Regions from separate parts of the Homo sapiens genome. Here region 1 is linked to region 2. A link is a contact called in ENCODE Hi-C or POLR2A ChIA-PET data. All regions are on one chromosome and are shown on one strand. Each heading gives the region's core, a stretch centred on a gene start or an enhancer-like site at or near the end of the contact. The rest is flanking DNA. Distances are from core to core; before and after follow the strand shown. Region 1 holds the start of SPNS1 (SPNS lysolipid transporter 1, lysophospholipid). Region 2 has its middle 44 kb from the start of LAT.

Region 1 (6,319 bases), core at 3,430-5,929, 55 kb before region 2:
CACTCTTGATCCCTTTTCATCCCCCACACCCACTGCATCACCCGTTCAACTTAATAGCCCCAGCTCCCTCCCAAATCAGCTCCCTCTGCCCGTCTCCATGCTGTCCTAGGCCAAGCCACCACTGCCTGCAGCCTAGGCTAGTGCCACAGCCGCTTCACGGGTGGCTGTTTCCCCTCTGGCCTCTCAAATCCATCTTCCATGCTGCAGCCAGAATGATATTTTCTTTGGTTTTTTCTTTGTTTTTTTTTTTTGAGACGGAGTCTCAGTCTGTTGTCCAGGCTGGAGTGCAGTGGCGCGATCTTGGCTCACTGCAACCTCTGCAGTGAGGTTCAAGCGATTCTCCTGCCTCAGCCTCCCAAGTAGTTAGGATTACAGGTGTTCACCACCACGCCTGGCTAATCTTTGTATTTTTAATAGAGACAGGGTTTCCCCATGTTGGCCAGGCTGGTCTCAAACTCCTGAACTCAAGTGATCCTCCTGCCAAAGTGCTGGGATTACAGGCGTGAACCACCACTCCCGGCCTATTGTAGTTTAATTAATATGCCTAAACATTGACTCATTTTAAGCATACAGTTCAGTGAATTTTTTCAAAAAATTATTTATGTAGAGACAGGGTCTTGCTCTGTCACCCAGGCTGGAGTGCAGTGGCGCAATCATAGTTCACTGCAGCCTCAAACTCCTGGCCTCAAACATCTTCCCATTTCAGCCTCCCTAAGTGCTGGAATTACAGGCATGAGCCACCATGCCTGGCCTTCAGTGAGTTTTGGTAGATGTACACGGTTGTGCAAAAGTTTCCTTCTCTTGCCCATGACCCCAGGCAACCACTAATCTGCTTTCTGTCACCTTACTTTTGCCTTCTCTGGATGTTCATATAAATGGAATAACAGTATGCAGTGTTTTGTGTCTGGCTTCTTTTACTTAACACAATGTTTCTGCGTTTGTATCAGTAGTTCTGTTACAGGACAGGGGTCCCGATCCAGACCCCAAGTGAAGGTTCTTGGATCTCGTGCAAGAAAGAATTCAGGGTGAGTCCACAGTGTGAAGTAAAAGCAAGTTTATTAAGAAAGTAAACTGGGCCGGGCACAGTGGCTCACACCTGTAATCCTAGCACTTTGGGAGGCTGAGGTGGGCGGATCACCTGAGGTCAGGAGTTCAAGACCAGCCTGGCCAACATGGCGAAACCCTATCTTTACTAAAAATACAAAAATTAGCTGGGCGAGATGGTTGGGGCCTATAATGTCAGCTACTTGGGAGGCTGAGGCAGGAGACTCACTTGAACCTGGGAGGCAGAGGTTACAGTGAGCTGAGATCATGCCATTGCACTCCAGCCTGGGCTACAGAGTGAGACTCCGTCTCAAAAAAAAAAAAAAAAAAAAGTAAACTGGTGAAAGTACAGCTACTCCATAGACAGAGTAGGACATTCCTGAAAGTAAGAAGGGGAAGGCATCCACCTTATGTACAAGACTCATATATATGGGGAGATGTGCTCTGCTACAAGGGTTTGTGATAAAGGATTTTTTTTTTTTTTTTTTTTGAGATGGAGTCTCGCTCTGTCGCCCAGGCTGGAGTGCTGTGGCACGATCTTGGCTCACTGCAACCTCCGCCTCCTGGGTCCCAATTTAAGCAATTCTCCTGCCTCAGCCTCCTGAGTAGCTGGGATTACAGGAACACGCCACTATGCCCAGCTAATTTTTGTATTTTTAGTAGAGATGGGGTTTCACCATGTTGGCCAGGCTGGCCTTGAACTCCTGACCTCGTGATCCGCCTGCCTTGACCTCCCAAAGTGCTGGGATTACAGGCATAAGCCACTGCGCCCGGCTAATTTTCTTAATTACTATATTTAGCAAGAATCAATATTGTTATCTTTAAAGCAAAATTAGGAATGCTTTGTTCTCCATATATTGGGATATCTGGACACTCCCAAGTCTGGGTCTGTTTAGTAAACATTATATTATTATTATTTGAGATGGAGTTTTGCTCTTGTTGCCCGGGTGGGAGTGCAGTGGTGCTCTCTCAACTCACTGCAGCCTCTGCCTCCCAGGTTCAAGTGATTCTTCTGCCTCAGCCTCCTGAGTAGTTGGGATTACAGGTGTGTGCTACCATGCCCGGCTAATTTTTTTTTTTTTTTTTTGAGACGGTGTCTCACACGGTTGCCCAGGCTGGAGTGCAGTGGCACAATCTCGGCTCACTGCAGCCTCTGCCCCCTGGGTTCAAGCAGTTCTCTGCCTCAACCTCCCGAGTAGCTGGGATTGCAGACGCCCACCACCACGTCTGGCTAATTTTTTGTGTGTGTTTTTAGTAGAGATGGGTTTTCACCATCTTGGCCAGGCTGGTCTTGAACTCCTGACCTTGTGATCCACCCGCCTCGCCCTCCCAAAGTGTTGGGATTACAGGCGTGAGCCACTGCGCCCGGCCTAGTAAACGTTATTGTTTCCTTAACCATAAACATGTCGAGTCTAGGAATGCCTTACTTTCTGTAATTCAGTCCAGCAAGTCCCAGCCTTATTTTCCTAACCGTCACTCAAGATGGAGTCACTCTGGTCCGAACGTCTCTGACAGTTCATTCCTTTTTCTTGTTAAGCTATTCCCGTTGTATGAATAGATTATGCCCCTGTTGATGGACATGTGGATTCTTTTCATTTTTGGGCTATTATGAATAATGCATTTATGAACATTCATATACAGGTTTTTGTTTGGACACGTTTTCATTTCTCATTGGTGGTTACCTAGGAGTGGAATTGCTGGGTCATATGGGAAGTGTATATTTAATTTTTATTTATTTAGTTTTTTTGTAGAGATGAGTCTTGCTTTGTTGCCCAGGCTGATCTTGAACTCCTGGGCTGAAGTGATCCTCCCACCTCAGCTTCCCAAAGGGCTAGGATTACAGGCATGAGCCACTGTGCCTGGCCAAAAACACAATTTTTAAAATGGACAAAAGAGCTGGGTGCAGTGGCTCACACCTGTAGTCCTAGCATTTTGGGAGGATGAGGTGGGAGGATTGCTTGAGTTCAGGAGTTCCAGACTAGCCTGGACAACATAGCGATAACTCATCTCTACAAATATAAAAATTAAAATGACACTGGGCATGGTGGCTCACCCCTGTAATCCCAGCACGGTGGGAGGCTGAGGCGGGCAGATCACTTGAGGTCAGGAGTTCAAGACCAGCCTGGCCAACCTGCTGAAAGCCCATCTCTACCAAAAATACAAAAAATTAGCCGGGTGTGGTGGCACGTGCCTGTTATCCCAGCTACTTGGGAGGCTGAGGCACAAGAATCGCTTGGACCCCGGAAGTGGAGGTTGCAGTGAGCCGAGATCCCGCCACTACACTCCAGCTCCAGCCTGGGTGACAGAGCAAGCGTCTGTCTCCAAAAAAAGAAAGAAAGAAAAAAAAAAAGAGTTCTTTACATGGATACAAGTCCTTTGGCAGATAGATGCTTTGTAAATATTTTCATTCAACCTGTGGCTTGCCTTTTCACTTCAGAGGTGCAATTTACAATGCGTATCACTCTCTAGATAAGCTCCACGAGGGAAGGGAGTAAGTCTGCCTTTCCCTGAAACCTGGTAAAATGCCAGGCACATACATGTTCAATAATATCTTGTTGAGGGAATTAAATGCCTGCAACCTGAAGTTCCTGTCCGCCAGGGGAAACCAAGCTTAAGGTTCTGAAACACGAGGCACCTAATATGGGGGGGGGGGGGGGGTTAAAGCCAATTATGGGTATTCGGACTCGAAATAGTTTCTAACAAGGCGTTTTGGGGTTGGGGGATGCTCTCCCCACGAGATTCCAGGATTTCAGTAGAGGGCCTTTAAGGGCTGGTTGAAAGATGGGTCTTGAAGCTGTATTTGCACAGAACTATACTAATTTTACTTAGAGTGCTTTATTAGATGTAGCTTGGAGATTATAGGGTGCCACTAAAGAACCACTCCCAAGTTATCCCTTTGACCCTAGTCCTGCAGCTGGGAGTCTCCTTAGGCTAGGAGCTCCTGCCTGCCCTACAAAAGCCCACCGGAGGGCGCAAGGGCTCCAATCCCGATTGGAGTGAGGAAAAATATGCTCCAGGAGCGGCGGGTGGAGACGCTTCCTTTAATAGGTATTTAAGTGTCCACGGTGAAGGCTCAGGAGTTTACAAGGCTAGCAGGGTTGGGGAATCTCAACAAAGGGCGGGGCGTTGCTCAAGCTCCATCCGTCCGTCCGTCCATCCCTCCGTCCCTCCAATCCTCCATCCATCGCGCTGCTCAAGCTCCATCCATCCATTTATCCATCCATCCATCCATCCTTTATTGAGAGTAAAAAGCCGCCAACCAGACCCTGGGAGGAAGACAGGATGGTTCCCGAGAACTAGGGCTGCTCCTTGGCTTTTAGAGGTATCTACTACTTCCAAAACCTTTTGAGACCCCATTATCCCGTTTGATGAAGATGGAGTCTGCCACGTGGGGGTTCCAGATAAGACAGCTGAGATTCGGAAGGGCAGGCGACTCCACCTAGTCACGGGGACGCTCTTTTTGACGCTCCAGGGACCGCAGGGTCTGGGAAAGTTCCTGGTTACTCCGGCGACCGGCCGGCCGTCACATGACATGTGAGCCCGGGCGGAACGCCCAAGAGGCTTCCGTAGTCGGGTGGCAGGTCACGTGTCGAAGGCTTGCCCGCGGGGACCCCTTCCACCCTGGCTCCCGCGTCACATGACCGGCTTTAAGCAACATGGCGGCTGCCGTGGTGCAGCGCCCGGGCTGAGCGACAGCAAGTGCAGCGGGCTCCTACCCCGGGTGAGGGGTGGCCTCCGCGTGGGATCGTGCCCTCTTCAGCCCGCTCCTGTCCCCGACATCACGTGTATTCCGCACGTCCCCTCCGCGCTGTGTGTCTACTGAGACGGGGAGGCGTGACAGGGCCCGGGTCCCTTCTCAGTGGTGCTCTGTGCTTCAGGGCAAGCTCCCCGTCTCCGGGCGCACTTCCCTCGCCTGTGTTCGGTCCATCCTCCTTTCTCCAGCCTCCTCCCCTCGCAGGTGGGATCGTCGGTGGGACCGGAGCGCGGGCGGGCGCGGCCCCCCGGGACCATGGCCGGGTCCGACACCGCGCCCTTCCTCAGCCAGGCGGATGACCCGGACGACGGGCCAGTGCCTGGCACCCCGGGGTTGCCAGGGTCCACGGGGAACCCGAAGTCCGAGGAGCCCGAGGTCCCGGACCAGGAGGGGCTGCAGCGCATCACCGGCCTGTCTCCCGGCCGTTCGGCTCTCATAGTGGCGGTGCTGTGCTACATCAATCTCCTGAACTACATGGACCGCTTCACCGTGGCTGGTAGGGACTCACTTCTGGGAGGAAGATAGTCTAGGAGAGGGGAGCCAGGGTCCCGAGGGTGGCGCTGCTTTGCCGGACCATCCTGAATTTTCTCCTCAGGCGTCCTTCCCGACATCGAGCAGTTCTTCAACATCGGGGACAGTAGCTCTGGGCTCATCCAGACCGGTGAGTGGGGACCACTCCTGGTCACACAGCCGCTCCTCCTTCTGTTCTGTCTCAAGTGGGGCCACGCGCTGGCCTGTCTAGGGGCTCATTAATGGAGGTTTTGTGGCCAGTTAGGGGAGGTGATGGCCCTGATGTTGCTCGGGGGTCAGCGGGACACCACATTTAAAGAGGGAGTCAGTTTAGTATAACTAAGTATAACTTCACCCAGGTGAAGACAGACCTGGGTTTAAATCTCAGCTCTTCCACTTATTGTGTGATGGTAGGCAAGGCACTCAACCTCTCTAAGCCTCATTTTCCTTGTCTATAAGATGGAACAAGTAATAACACGAATCATCTCTTAGGACTGATGTGAAGATTAACTAAAAGATTGTCTGTGAAGGGCCTAGTGCAGTGTTTGGCACATGGTAGACACCCAGTAAATAATGGCAGGAGGGTTGGGTGTGGTGACTCACGCCTGTAGTCCCAGCACTTTGGGAGGCCAAGATGAGTGGATCACTTGAAGTTAGGAGTTCAAGACCAGCCTGGTCAACATGACGAAACCCCATCTGTACTAAAAATACAAAAATTAGCCAGGCATGGTAGCGAGCGCCTGTAATCCCAGGTACTTGGGAGGCTGAGGCATGAGAGTTACTTGAACCCGGGAGGCAGAGGTTGCAGTGAGCCGAGATCGCACCACTGCACTCCAGCCTGGGTGACAGAGCGAGACTCCATCTCATAAATAAATAAATAAGTAAAGGCAGGAGAGGGTGTCTGGAATGGGGAGAGGTGTGTTTTACTTGTTCACAACTTTGGGACTTGTGGGAGAGGCAAAGCTAGAGCCAAGCCCTTTTTCTTCCTTCCATCCTTCATTCATTTCTCAA
Region 2 (6,363 bases), core at 1,868-4,367:
TGTGGTGGCGGGCCCCTGTAGTCCCAGCTACTCAGGAGGCTGAGGCAGGAGAATCGCTTGAACCTGGGAGGTGGAGGTTGCAGTGAGCCGAGATTGTGCCACTGCACTCCAGACTGGGCAACAAGATTGAAACTCCACCTCAAAATAAATAAATAAATAAATAAATAAATAAATAAATAATAAAATAAAATATAAAATAGGGTTATGCTGTTTTCTTCCACGCCGATACCCTGTGCCCTGTCCTATTTGCTCCATGTTGAGTGCCTGGCATGGCTCCTGACACCCAGTCCCCAGACACTGGGGCATGAGCAGGGCATTGAGGAGGACCTGAACACCCAGGGCAGGCACCCAGAGAAGTGCTCCTTGTAATGCAGACTCTGAAGTCACTGGCAGCGGGAGGTGAGAGCTGCTTGAACGTGGAAAGAAGTGCTGGCACTCGAAGGGGTCACAGTCACTTTTTCCTATTTACCCAACACTTCTCCAGCATTAACTGTGGCCTGCCCTGTCTTAACTGCTTTATAAATATCACTTTATTTATCTTTTTCCTTTATTTTAAAATTTGTTTTTAAGAGACACAGTCTTACTTCGTCACCCAGGCTGGAGTGCAGTGGTGTGATCATGGCTCACTGCTGTCTTGAACTGTTGGGCTCAAGGGATCCACCTGCCTAAGCCTCCTGCGTAGCTAGGACTACAGGCATGCGCCACCGCACCTGGCTAATTTTTTTTTTTTTTTTGAGACAGAATCTCGCTCTCTTGCCCAGGCTGGAGTGCAGTGGCATGATCTCGGCTCACTGCAACCTCTGCCTCCTGGGTTCAAGTGATTCTCCTGTCTCAGCCTCCCGAGTAGCTGGGACTACAAGTGTGTGCCACCGCGCCCAGCTAATTTTCTGTATTTTTAATAGGGACGGGGTCTCACCGTGTTAGCAAGGATGGTCTCAATCTCCTGACCTCAGATCTGCCCGCCTTGGCCTCCCAAAGTGCTAGGATTACAGGCGTGAGGCACTGCGCCTGGTCCACCTGGCTAATTTTAAAAATTGTTTTGCAGAGATGGGGTCTCACTTTCTTGCCAAGGCTCGTCTTGAACTCCTGGGCTCAAGTGATCCTCCTTTCTCAGACTCCCAAAGTGCTAAAATTATAAGTGTGAGCTACTGCGCCTGGCCCTTTTATTTTCATTAAAAAATTATTATTATTATTATTATTTAGATGGAGTCTCGCTCTGTGGCCCAGGCTGGAGTGCAGTGGCATGATCTTGGCTCACTGCAACCTCCGCCTCCCGGCTTCAAGCAATTCTCCTGCCTCAGCCTCCCGAGTAGCTGAGATTACAGGCACGCTCCACTAGGCTCGGCTAATTTTTTTGTATTTTTAGTAGAGATGCAGTTTCACCATATCGGCCAGGCTGGTCTGGAACTCCTGATCTTGTGATCCGCCCACCTCAGCCTCCCAAAGTGCTGGGATTACAGGCATGAGCCACTGTGCCCAGCAAAAAATTATTTTTTAGAGACAAGTTCTTGCTATGCTGCCCAGGCTGGAGTGCAGTTGCTATTCACAGGTGCAATCCCACTACTAATCAGCACGGGAGTTTTTGTTTGTGTGTTTGTTTGTTTGAGATGGAGTCTTGCTCTGTCACCCAGGCTGGAGGGCAGTGGCACGATCATGGCTCACTGTAGCCTCAAGCTCCTAGGCTCAAGCCATCCTCCTGCTTCAGCCTCCTTAGTAGGCTGGGACCACAAGTGTGTGGCAACACGCTCGGCTCATTTTTAAAGCTTTTGTAGAGATGGGGGTCTTGCTCTGTTGCCCAGGCTGGTCTTGAACTTCTGGTTTCAAAGGATCCTCCCACCTCAGCCTCCCAAAGAGCTGGGATTATAGGCATGAGCCACTGCACTCAGCCCCAGGTCTTTCATTCAATGAATAGGATGTATATTGAGATGGTCTCTGGGGCAGGCCCTGTGGCTGGGCTCTGAGGACAAGCATGGAAATGAGATGCTGGATGGACACTAACAATTACTATCCAACGTGATCAATGGTATAAAGAGCCGAGTTTACTGAGCGTTTACTATGGGCTAGGCCATGTTATAAGCACGTTGCCCTGCTCTTTCTTCGTCCTCACAGCAACCCCCTGAGATATCACTGGCCTCATTTTGAAGATGAGGAAACAGAGGCTCAGACAAGTTCAGTCATTTGCCTATGGTCACAGCAAGCAAATGGCAAATTTGGGATTCACACCTGGGAGCTCTAAGTGTAGGTCTATAGGGGCACATCCCAGAGGGCTTCCTGGAGGAGGTGACACTGCCCCCTGGAGTAGTACAGAAAGGGTAGTTGAGAGAAGGGGAAGGTGTCCTAAGCAGAGGGAACTGCCGATAAAGTCCGGGAGGTGACCAGCCTGGCACCCTGGAGGGGTTGCAGGTAGTTGTGGGGCTGGAGCTGGTGCAGTGCCTGGTCTAGGCTCCTCGGTGGTGGGCAGAGCTGGTGCCCACCCACTCCTTCCTCAGAGGGTGGTCCCTGCTTACCATTCTCAGGGGCTCTGGCTGGGCTGGGCGGAAGGGGCAGGACAGGACTCAGGGCAGGCAGGAGTCCGAGGCTGCAGGGAAGCCATGAAGGCACCATTGCACTCCAGCCTGGGTCACACAGCAAGAACCCATCTTAAAAAAAAAAAAAAGACCCAGGGCAGGACCCCACCTTGCCTGGCCCTTGGGACAGCGTTGAGGCAGGAGCACCAGTCATGGAGGGGCAGGATTGCATGATGAGTCTGCACAGGCTGCCTGAGTTTGCCACCTGCCCTGTCCTTTGCTGGCTCTGTGACCTCGGGCAAGTCACTCTCCCTCTCTGAGTCTCAGTTGCCCCATCTACAAAACAGACAAGAGCAGCTCCTGGGCTTTTGTGAGGATCAGATTTCTTAGCAGATGCAGAGGGCTTAGTGCAGGGCCTGGAAGTAAGTATCTGTGGTGTCAGCTCTTATTAGCACTGAGACAGCGACCGTCAGCAAGTTCTCTGCTTTCCTTAGGGGGAGGGGAGCCCGTGGCAGTTGCAGGGCTAGTGTACCCCCCGGCCACCCTGCAACACCTTGGGATCAGGCCTCGGCCCTTCCCTAGGGCCCAGCCCCGCCACACACTTGGGTCTGAGCCTACTGGGGGTGTCACAGGCAGCTCCCGGCAGCCGGGGGAGGGGTGGGAACCAAGAGAAGTGGTGACTAAGACGGGAACCTGAAATGCACTCACATGGAGGCCTCCCCCAGGGAGGTGGGTTTTCACTCTGCTCTGGTGGGTGACTCATGCGGGGGCAGGCACGGAAGGTGCCAGGACACAGGGGTGACGCGCATCCCTCCCAAGAAGCTGGTGGTGCAGTGGGTTGTGGAGGGCTGGTGGTGTCTCCCAGATTCTGGGGGCGGAGGGATAGACTCTGTGACTGGGAGGCCTGGAGTCAGAAAGATCTGGGTTCCAGTTCCAGCCCTGTTAGCTTTGTGACCTTGGGCAAGCAACTTCCCTTCTCTGTGCCTCAGTTTGCCGGTCTGTAGCATCAGGTTCATCTCACATCCACATCCCAGCACTGAGTCCATCCTATTGTGCTTTATTGGCTCTTGGCCACTCCCCTCCTCAAGAACCTGCACTGGCTCCACATTACCCAACAACGAAATGCAGCCCTTCTCTGTTAGGGGTGGTGAGAAGGGCCAAGGAGGAAACACATTTATGGAATATCTGCTCTGGGGCCTTGGGCTTATTTATTTATTTTATTATATTTTTTTAGGGTGGAGTCTTGCTATGTTGCCCAGGCTGGAGTGGAATGGTGCAATCTCAGCTCACTGCAATCTCCACCCCCCAGGTTAAAGTGATTCTCCTGCCTCAGCCTCCTGAGTATCTGGGATTACAGGTGCCTGCCATCCTGCCTGGCTTATTTTTATATTTTTAGTAGAGACAGGGTTTCACCATGTTGGTCAGGCTGGTCTCAAACTCCTGACCTCAAGTGATCCACACACCTCGGCCTCCCAAGGGAGGGGATTACGGATGTGGGCCACTGCACCTGGCCCTGGGCTTATTTGAACCCCACACAAACCTATTTTACTGCTGAGAAAGCCAGCTCCCTGCAGGTGTCCAAGTCACCCAGGGCCACTCTGGGGGCAAAGCTGGGCTTCAAACCCTTGTCCGTCCCTCTCCATCCCCCAGAGTCCATCTCTCTCCTGCCCACACAGCTTCAAATCCAGTCAATAAAATGGCAGGAGTTTAAATGTGAGCATGTTTTTATTACAAAGAAGAATAAAAGAGAAAAGCAGAGAAAACTACCAATTGCTCTTCAGGGTCTCACCTCCTCGCAGGTAACATATGGTGACAATGTCTGGCTTACTCCTGAGTGCTGACACCAGAAGACAGCTGTTAAGAAGAGGTGGTGGGTGTCCCCTCCCCCTTGCCCTTTTAGCCAAGCTGAACCTTGGTGACACTATGAGTAAGTTATAAACGTACCTTAACTCGGCTCTGGGGTCTTCATTCTGTGCCTCCTAACTTACATGTATGTTACATGCCATTTTGTGTGCACAAAATTGTTTGTAGAGGCACCAACCCCTGACGGTTTCAAAGATGAGTCCAGCGGATCATCAGATAAAGTGAAACGAATAATGGGAATTCCAATGTTAGCTAAACTATTCTAGGTTATAGAAAAAGAAACTATTGGATTTTTTTTATGAAGGCAGCATGACCTTCCTAGAAAAATCTCATAAACATAGTAGGCCGGGCACGGTGGCTCATGCTTGTAATCCTAGCCTATGGAAGGCCGAGGAGGATGGATCACCCGAGGTCAGGAGTTCGAGACCAGCCTGGCCAACATGGTAAAACCCTGTCTCTACTAAAAATACAAAAATTAGCCGGGCATGGTGGCAGGTGCCTGTAATCGCAGCTACTTGCTATTCAGGAGGCTGAGGCAGGAGAATCGTTTGAACCCAGGAGGTGGAGGTTGCAGTGAGCCAAGATCACGCCATTGCACTCCAGCCTGGGTGAGAGAGTGAGACTCCCTCTCAAAAAAAAAAAAAAAGGAAAATCTCACAAACATAGTAAACCAACAAGCAAATTACAACAAGAACAAAAAAACCAAAAACAAGCCAAGAAGAGGAGGTTGAAGATTAATTATTTGGGTGTAAAAATTCTAAATAAAATGTTAATAAAATACAATTATATATCCAAAGGTAACATATCTTGAGCAGTTTACTTCAGGAATGATCAAGTACGGTAATTGATCAATATAATTGCATAGGGAAAGTACAATGTGATCACATCAATTGGTGTTGAGAAGTCAGCTGGAAAATTCAACAGCTTTTTCTAAAAAAAGAAAAACAAGGCCAGCCGCAGTGGCTCATGCCTGTAATCCCAGCACTTTGGGAGTCCAAGGCGGGTGGATCACGAGGTCAGGAGATTGAGACCTCAATCTGGCTAGCACAGTGAAACCCCGTCTCTACTAAAAATGCAAAAAATTAGCTGGGCGTGGTGGCGGGTGCCTGTAGTCACAGCTACTCGGGAGGCTGAGGCAGGAGAACGGTGTGAACCCAGGAGGTGCCTGTAATCCCAGCATTTTGGGATGATCGTTTGAGCCCAAGAGTTTGAGACCAGCCTGGGCAACATAATGAGTCTCTGTCACTACAAAAAAAAAAAAATTAGCTTGGCAGGTGGTGCATGCCTTTGGTCTCAGCTACTCGGGAGGCTGAGGTGGGAGGATCACTTGAGCCTGGGTGGTTGGGGCTGCAGCAAGCTGTGATTGTGCCACTGTACCACTCCAGCCTGGGTGACAGAGCAAGATCCTGTCTTAAAATAAAATAAAAATAAAAACATAAACTACCTAAATATCATGAAGTTTCTTTGCTAAAACTTAACAGAAAAAATCACTCTAAATACGAAAGCCATTTCCTTTAAAATCACAACAAAATGGTGTTTTGGAGGCTCTATTACATATGCCAGAACAAGAACAAAAATAAATACTACTGAAATAAAAGAGAGAATTTGTGTGTGTGTCTGTGTATGTGTGTGTGTGTTTTGAGATGGAGTCTCACTCTGTCCCCCAGGCTGGAGTGCAGTGGTGCAATTTCGTTTCATTGCAGCCTCCACCTCCTAGGTTCAAGTGATTCTCCTGCCTCAGCTTCCCAAGTAGCTAGGATTACAGGCATGCGCCACCACGGCTGGCTAATTTTTGTATTTTTAGTAGAGATGAGGTTTCACCGTGTTGGCCAGGCTGGTCTCAAACTCCTGACCTCAAGTTATCTGTCCGCCTCGGCCTCCCAAAGTGCTGCGATTACAGGCATGAGCCACTGCACCTGACTGAAAAGAGATAATTTGATATTGTAAGAATTCATTGGCTAGAAGTAGAAAAAGGAACCTATTTCATTCACAT

Evidence for each region. A loop is a pair of places that touch in the nucleus more often than their neighbours do. ChIA-PET counts read pairs that join two places held with the same protein, here RNA polymerase II (POLR2A). Pooled maps may share reads with other maps.
Region 1: a pooled map shows a loop between it and region 2 (4-fold over the local background). The contact joins the promoter of SPNS1 here to the enhancer-like site in region 2. A Hi-C loop is called at or near these places in 6 of 168 maps with a recorded cell type or tissue (CD4-positive, alpha-beta T cell, CD4-positive, alpha-beta memory T cell, CD8-positive, alpha-beta T cell and 2 more) and 10 of 50 pooled maps. POLR2A ChIA-PET finds 5 or more read pairs at or near these places in 23 of 52 experiments (AG04450, CD4-positive, alpha-beta T cell, CD4-positive, alpha-beta memory T cell and 15 more).

The regions. Positions count from the first base shown.
Region 1 is chr16:28,970,099-28,976,417 of GRCh38, forward strand. SPNS1 (SPNS lysolipid transporter 1, lysophospholipid) reads left to right here and starts at 4,680. Exons shown (of 12, transcript NM_032038.3): 1 at 4,680-5,294; 2 at 5,394-5,459. The coding sequence starts at 5,054. RefSeq lists enhancers at 4,417-4,536, 4,617-4,726, 4,825-4,994, a cis regulatory region at 4,910 and a silencer at 4,947-5,036.
Region 2 is chr16:29,026,259-29,032,621 of GRCh38, forward strand. No RefSeq gene overlaps it. Among named protein-coding and RNA genes, the nearest start is that of LAT, 44 kb to the left of the region's middle. RefSeq lists a silencer at 2,964-3,063. Within about 2 kb of position 3,118, at least 2 of the 41 ENCODE cell types and tissues checked have a DNase peak (open chromatin) inside an H3K27ac peak, as active enhancers do.